Regions from separate parts of the Homo sapiens genome. Here regions 2 and 3 are each linked to region 1. The links are chromatin loops, found by intact Hi-C in ENCODE. Cell type or tissue: CD14-positive monocyte. All regions are shown on one strand.

Region 1 (2,500 bases):
GGGCTTTCCCTAATGGATCTTAGAACGGTGCCTTTAAAGTTGCACACCCATCAGCTGGTTCTAATCCTGGGCACAATGACAGATCACAGCACCAGAATTCATAATGGACCCAAAGAAAATAGCAATATTTGTTTTCTAAACTCAATAACGGGCTGGGTGGGGTAGCTCACCCCTGGAATCCTAGCACTTTGGGAGGCTGAGGCAGGTGGATCATTTGAGGTCAGGAGTTTGAGACCAGCCTGGCCAACATGATGAACCCATCTCTACTAAAAATACATAAATTAGCTGGGTGGTGCCGGCAAGCACCTGTAATCCCAACTACTAGGGAGGCTGAGACAGAAGAATCACTTGAACCCAGGAGGCAGATGTTGTGCTGAGCTGAGATCACGCCACTGCACTCCAGCCTGGGCGACAGAGCTAGACTGTCTCAAAAAATTCAAAAATAATAAAAAATAAACACAACAAAGGGCCAAAAAGAAAAATCAGGGCCCAATAAAACACTTCTGACTTTTCTGCATCACTTAGCACAGTCCTTTGAATATAATATATAGGCAATAAATATTTGCTATCAGTTTCAACTAAATAGCTTCCACTATCATTGAACATTAGTTTATCTGGTTTCATCCTTACAGCAGACTTCCTCAGTTAAAAGTCATGAAAAACTATTTAAAAATGTAAGCATCATTAAAATTTCACCCCATGGCATTCAACTCCCCGAGGTCAACAGTGGCAGTATTTTTCATCTGCTCAAGTACAAATCAGCTCTTAGATCATCAGATGGCTGCTGCAGGCCCGGGCTCTTCTTTTCCAAAATAGTTGTTGCACTGTGATTGGAATAAGCACAGTGGCTGCTGTTGGAAGGGGAGGGATGCAGGGAAAAGCTGTGAGGAGGCTTTGTGGGTTGGCAGATGCTACGATTTTCCTCTCGGTGCAGCAGTTGTGTTGAGCTATATGTTTTTGCATAGACACATTCCTTTGGCAAACAGACTGTTCTTTTTCATTTCTGCTTCCAACAGACTGGTGGCATCCTGTGCAGTAAGAGGGAGGCAGGAGGAGGTTCCTCCTCCTCCAGGAGGGCGAACCCAAGGCTGGCTACTCTCATCAGAGCCAGCCCTAGGGATGCAGGCCCCAGGGAAAGCCACAAGGGGTCGTTTCTGTGCAAGGGTGAAATCTGGTTTGAGAGACAAAATACCATTGTTAGTGGATGGGCAAGAAGGAAGCTGGAGATGGCGACTGGCGTTGTGAAAAGGAGAAATTACTTGTAAATTGACTGAGCCATCTCAGCAACACACAACTCCTGGGTCTTTTTCAACAGGTGAAAATTAACTGCTCTCTTGCAACCTTGTGACCAGATTGAAATGAAAATAAGCCCCGAGTCAAATATGTACAAAAAGTTATTAAACAAGCACTTCTTTGCAAACTGGCAAAGAACAATACATATAACCAGTTCTTTCTTTCTTTCTTTGTTTTTTGTTTTTGTTTCTGTTCTGGTTTTGAGACCGAGTCTCACTCTATTGCCCAGGCTGGAGTTCAGCGGCACAATCTGGGCTCACTGCAACCTCTGCCTCCTGAGTTCAAGCAATTCTCCTGCCTCATCCTTCCGAGTAGCTGGGATTACAGGTGCGCGCCACCACGACTGGCTAATTTTTGTGTTTTTAGTAGAGACAGGGTTTCACCATGTTGGCCAGGCTGGTCTCGAACTCCTGGCTTCAGGCGATCCACCCGCCTTGGCCTGCCAAAGTGCTGGGATTACAGGTGTGAGCCACCACGCCTGGCCCTTTTTTTTTTTTCTTTTTGAGACAGGGCAGGCAGAGATAATAACAGGGTCATAGCCAAGAACTGTGGGAATCACCACTATTTGGTCACCCAGTTGGTGTTGCTGACACATAGTCTCCCAAGGAGACTGGCAGTGGGAAAGTCTCCCTTCCTGGTGTGAGCCAGCCCCCAGGGAAAGAATGTTTTCTGTAAATACTGTTCTCACACATCCCCACTCCCAAAACACACACACACACACACACACACACACACACACACACACACCACTCCGTCGACACTACCTGAACACCTTCACCTGCACTATGATGAAGAGCAGTGACCTCAATCCTCAGTCCCCCACTGAGATGATGGTTTCCACCCATGTGGACCCAGGAGCAGGCAGAAAGGTGGGAAGGTAATGCCAGTCAGCCAGGGATTTGGACTTTGCTGCATGATGCTGAATCTTTCACCTTTTATTCTTTCGTGTGGTATAAACTTAGAAAGAAGGTTGGTTTGTTTTTTCATGAACTAGTCAGACAATTGACAATGTGATGTATCATTTAGATTTCCCAATACTCAACTGCCCCCCAGCAGAAGGTCATTGTGTCTACTCCAGGCTTTTTGAAACAATTTTTGTATTGAAGGCATCAGAAGCACCTGAAACTTGAGATGTTAAAATCACTGTCTGTAGGCAGTCCTTAAGGTATTGTGGTGATTTGTACTGTGTCAGCTCAGCTCAGCTGGA
Region 2 (2,500 bases), 150 kb after region 1:
TCTGAAAAGAGAAAGGGGTGGTTCTACCTTCACGGAAGGAAGGAAACTTGCCCTGGGACGATGTTGATCAGGACAATGGAGGAAAGGCCTGCAGGCGGGCGGGTGGCAGGAGCACAGGCAGGCAGGCATGAGATGGTGTGAGCAGAGGACAGTGGGGAGGCTGCCCTGACCAGAGTGGATGGTGCAGGATGCACAGTGGAAGCCGAGTGCTGAGTGCAAAGCTGGAGGAGACGTACAATTCCCCTACCCCTAATTTTAGGGAGTGCCAGAGAGGGGGAAGACCTGAGCAAGGCCGCAGTTTGCTCCTTAGCCTTTTGGCCTTTGGCCTATCCCTCACCTGCCATTGTTCCCTGCTGCTATTTTCATCACCATCTCAGGCCCTTTGTTCCATATTCCTCTTTACCAGAAAAGCACCACACAGGACTTGGGACCTATGAGTGGGATCGGGGCTCAGTATCACTGCAGGATCACAGTGCTCTCGGAAGGAACACAAGGACCTTAAGACCCCTCTGTACCTGGGGAGGGGTCCTCTTTAGACTTTGCAACCCCCACCCCCACCTCTTCCTCTCCCTCAGCGACGGGACTAGTCTCCGGGTCCTGACTTCAGTGAAGCCTGACATTTCATAGGAGCTTAATATTTCAGAGAAAGAGCATAACTGAGAGGCAAATTATTTCCTGCTCTTATCCCTCAATCTCAAGGAAATGGCTTTCTCTCATCCCACAGTAGTTATTGTCAGAACCACTAAATCCCCACAAGGACCAAAACTAATGTCAAAGCCGCAAAACCCAAATCCTTCACAAATGAGAAAAGCAAGCCTCAGCCAGGGCCGCACAGATTCTTGGAGTGCATACTGAGTGAGCAGCAGTCGAAGCCCCAGCTTTCCCTGTGGGACGCGGGTGGAGCCAATTCCTCTCCAAGATCCTGCTGTCATGAAGAACTTGGCCGGCTTCGTTTCTCTGCTGTTGTGTGGCCCCCTGGTGGGGATGTGGAGAACTGGATGACCCTGCGCAGCTTAGCTGGTCCCGCTCCTTATTACCCAGCATGGGAAGCCGGCCACCATGTCTTTGCCCTGGAACTTGGTATTCTCCAGTTGTTGGCAGGACCAGATATCATCAAGTAGATTTAGTGTCTTCCTCCATTTGAAGTGGTCAAGGGAGATTCATTCATGTGCATTTATTCATTTAACAAGTACTGAAAACCTGCATGATATGCTGAGTAAGGATACAGTGTAAGCGAGAGACAAAAACCTTGTTTCATGGGGCTTACACCAAAGAAAGGCAATGCAGTATAAAAGAAAAAGTACTTAAAACCGAAATGCTCAATTTCTAGTTCTATCTTGGGCCACTAATTCTCTGTGTGACTTGACCAAGTTCCTTAAATTCTCAAATTCCCTAATTTCTTCTAGTTGCAACTTCTTCATTATTCTAGTTTGTACAGTAGATGATTCTCCCTCATTGTAAATACAAAAGAGGCCAGGCATGGTGGTTCACACCTGTAGTCCCAGCTACTCAGGAAGCTGAGGTGGGAGCATCACTTGAGCCCAGGAGGTGGAGGCTGTGGTGAGCTATGATCATGCCACTTAACTCTAGCCTGGGCAACAGAGAAAGACCCTGTCTCAAAAAAAAAAAAAAGTACCAGAGAGAGAAAAAAAAGCCATTCCCTCCTATAGGTAGGGTTGTTTTGTTTTGTCTCTTGGGATATCTTAGAATAACAGTCTGTATACTTTAAACCAGTATGTCTCAACTAAGGGTGATTTTGTCTCCCAGGGTACATTTGGCAATGTCTGAGGTCATTTTCAATTGTTACAGCTTGGAGAGTGCTGCTGACGTCTTGTGGGTAGAGGCCAGGGATGCTGCGAAACACCCCATCATGCACAGGACAGCCACCCCCCCCAAAAAATAATTATTCAACCCAAAATGCTGTTGAGAGAAACCCTGCATTAAACTTTGAAAATATCCATCTTTTCCCCTCATTTCTCCATCAATCTCACCCAGAAGCTAAGACACGTGATTCCAAAATGAAGGGAATAGAGCTTTGGGAGTCACGCAGCTATAAAACATGCTTTGTATTTCTACACAAATTATTTCATCACTGTAGGTCATAGTGCCCTCTTCTGAAAGGTGGGGCTGGTGACCACCAACTGGAATGTTGTGAGAAGGACTTAACTAAAAGGACTGCCCTCAGCTGACCCGCAGCTCCTAGAGGAAAGCCGTATGGTGGCTATCTCTTGAACAGTGGCTTGATTCGGAATCTCTTGCCATCCCCTTACCCCCTTATTCTACTGCTGTGAAGGAGAGAAACGTCTTTTGTCTTCTTTGTTATGTGGGAAGCAGAATTTCTCAGGGTACCTTTCTATGCCTTTCCTTAAGTCTTCACCATTGCTATCATCACCACCTTTTAATTACTGACCTTTTTCTTCCTTTTTCCAGAAGTGCATGTGGAACCTCATAAGAAGCAGCTACATGTGACCCTGGCTTACCACTTCCAAGCCAGCCACCT
Region 3 (2,500 bases), 420 kb after region 1:
CACTTTCTTGATGGTGTCTTTATCTTGGCAACATGGCAAAACCCCATCTCTACACAAAAAAGTACAAAATTAGCTGGCCGTGGTGGCATGCGCTTGTGGTTCCAGTTACTCAGTAAGAGGATCACTTGAGCCCAGGAGGCGGAGGCTGCAGTGAGCTGTGATCATGAAACTGCATCCCAGCTTGAGTGACAGAGCAAGACCCTGTCTAAATAATAATAATAATAAAATAAAATAAATAAAAAATTGAGCTGGCTGCATGCTCTGAATGTTCTGTGCTGTGGCCCAGTGTTCTAGGACAGGCCCCATTGCTCCAGGCAGGCCCTGACAGTCTTATACTGCAGACTAGCTACACTGTCTCTGTTCATCCCACTGACTCCACATAGTGCCCAGATCTCAGGGGCAATGTAAAGACCTTTATTCCGGTCAAGATCTTGGCAATTCTGTTATTGCCAACTTTCCTTTACCCAAATCTGCTCCAGGTTTGATCACTTTCTTCTCATCACATGCAACTCTAATGTTGGCTCCCCACCCTGCAAGGAACAGAGAGTGAGTCTGAGCTCATCCAGCAACCACCCTCCCACTCTTCCAAGAGAGATGATCATGAGCAGACTATTATAAAGCACAAAGGGAGCACATTCTACCCTCTTGGGTACCTGCTCCACCCACCCCTTTTTATTCATTCACTTGACAAATATATGTTGCTTATGTGCCAGACACTGGGAACACAGGTGTGCACACAGGTGCTTCTCCATTCTTGGGTGAGCTTCCTGAGGAATTTAAGCATTTCACCAAAGTGTGTTGAGAAACCCAGAAGCAGTTCAGGGGGATGAGGGAAATAATATGGGGACTTAAACTAGCCAGTGTGGCTCCGGAAAGGCTATATTCTCTGAGCTTTTTCTTCACCTCACCCTCTGTATTCTAAACCTGTCTGTATTACCCATCCCTCCATACCCATTGCCCAAGTATCCTGAGATCTCAACTCAAGCCATTACTCCCACCTAAGCAGGGCACTTGCTCAGTTGAGAATGCTGGGCCGGGCGCAGTGGCTCACACCTGTAATCCCAGCACTTTGGGAGGCTGAAGCGGGTGGATCACCCGAGCTCGGGAGCTCGAGACCAGCCTGACCAACATGGAGAAACCCTGTCTCTACCAAAACCACAAAATTAGCCGGGCATGGTGGCGCATGGCTGTAATCCCAGCTACTCGGGAAGCTGAGGCAGGAGAATTGCTTGAGCCCGGGAGGTGGAGGTTGCAGTGAGCTGAGATCTCATCATCGCACTCCAGCCTGGGCAACAAGAGCGAAATTCCATCTCAAAAAAAAAAAAAAAAAAAGGAGAAAAAGAATGCTTTGCCTGGAAGGTAATTGTGGATATTTAGAGCTGACTTCCTTTTCCTTCTTCATTATTTGCTGTGCTTCCAGCTAGAAAGCACAACAAACAGCACAGACAATGCTACAGCAGCTTCCCCCGGGGTACTCTGATAGTTTTATAAATAGCTACTGCCATCTAGTGGACAAAGATGACTACATCAGTACGTAGACCCACAGATACGGAAACTCTCAGCGTTTCTATTTATGTCCTGCAACCACTTCATCCCACCTTAATGGAATCCAAAAGACCACTTTTCCTTTGAAAGCCTAAAGCCTGGAACATTGTAAGTACTCAATATAGTTTGGACAAAGGATTTTTCACGGGCATTGTCATTTTTTAATTTTATATGTAACAAATATTGTAGTAATATTGTTGGATAATTTTATTATTGTGGCTTTATACTATTGCCTTAGAAGTTTAAGTCTATTAAGGGCCAGGCGTGGTGGCTCATGCTTGTAATCCCAGCACTTTGGGAGGCGGGCAGATTGCCTGAGCTCAGGATACTGAGCCTCGGTACACGATGAAACCCCATCTCTACTAAAACACAAAACATTAGCTGGGTGTGGCAGCGTGCACCTGTAGTCCCAGCTACTCAGGAGACTTAGGCAGAATTGCTTGAGCCCGGGAGGTGGAGGCTGCAGCAAGCTGAGATCACACCACTGCACTCCAGCCTGGGAAACAGAGCAAGACTCCCATCTCCAAAAAAAAAAAAAAAAAAGAAAAATGTCTAATAAGGTCAAGTAGAAACTGAGAGAGCTATAGTAATAAAAATACATTTTAGAATATAACCATATTGCCAAGTTCACCAGAAACCTGCATGTAACTCCTAAACTGGACCTAGAGATTAAGTTTTTTGGCCTGTCTTCCCAATCCAGTAGCGCCCTGTGCAGCAGGGACAGAACCATCTAGGTCATGGAGTTTCCTCTTATAAACTCAAACCTCCTTACAGTAACTTGCAAAAGCAAATTTTGCCACCGTGTAGATTTGTGCATGCACAGCCAGAGCATCCAAACATCCCTCCATTGTAAGGTTATTTGGAGAATCAAATAAGGGGAGAAGCAATTGCCATTAACTCGAAATTCAATGGGAAGTGGTAGACACTGCTGTCCCTATGGTTACCTTCTCTTTCT

Evidence for each region. A loop is a pair of places that touch in the nucleus more often than their neighbours do. Peaks named below come from ENCODE experiments on the same cell type or tissue, not always from the same donor. Only the 100,000 strongest peaks of a DNase experiment are listed, where the experiment ranks them.
Region 2: it touches region 1 in a loop (8-fold over the local background); 98 of 110 quality-filtered maps call a loop at or near these places.
Region 3: it touches region 1 in a loop (5-fold over the local background); 3 of 110 quality-filtered maps call a loop at or near these places.

Annotation. Positions count from the first base shown.
Region 1 is chr11:122,628,004-122,630,503 of GRCh38, forward strand. No RefSeq gene overlaps it. Among named protein-coding and RNA genes, the nearest start is that of UBASH3B, 26 kb to the right of the region's middle. RefSeq lists a silencer at 978-1,272. In CD14-positive monocyte, CTCF peaks have their summits at 1,136 and 1,339; a DNase peak (open chromatin) is centred at 1,158.
Region 2 is chr11:122,780,623-122,783,122 of GRCh38, forward strand. It overlaps UBASH3B (ubiquitin associated and SH3 domain containing B), which reads left to right. Exons shown (of 14, transcript NM_032873.5): 5 at 2,431-2,500. Among named protein-coding and RNA genes, the nearest start is that of CRTAM, 57 kb to the right of the region's middle. In CD14-positive monocyte, CTCF peaks have their summits at 988 (motif pointing left) and 1,192; a DNase peak (open chromatin) is centred at 959; H3K27ac peaks cover 479 bases.
Region 3 is chr11:123,052,968-123,055,467 of GRCh38, forward strand. No RefSeq gene overlaps it. Among named protein-coding and RNA genes, the nearest start is that of SNORD14E, 3.9 kb to the right of the region's middle. In CD14-positive monocyte, CTCF peaks have their summits at 1,522 (motif pointing left) and 1,722; a DNase peak (open chromatin) is centred at 1,504; H3K27ac peaks cover 253 bases.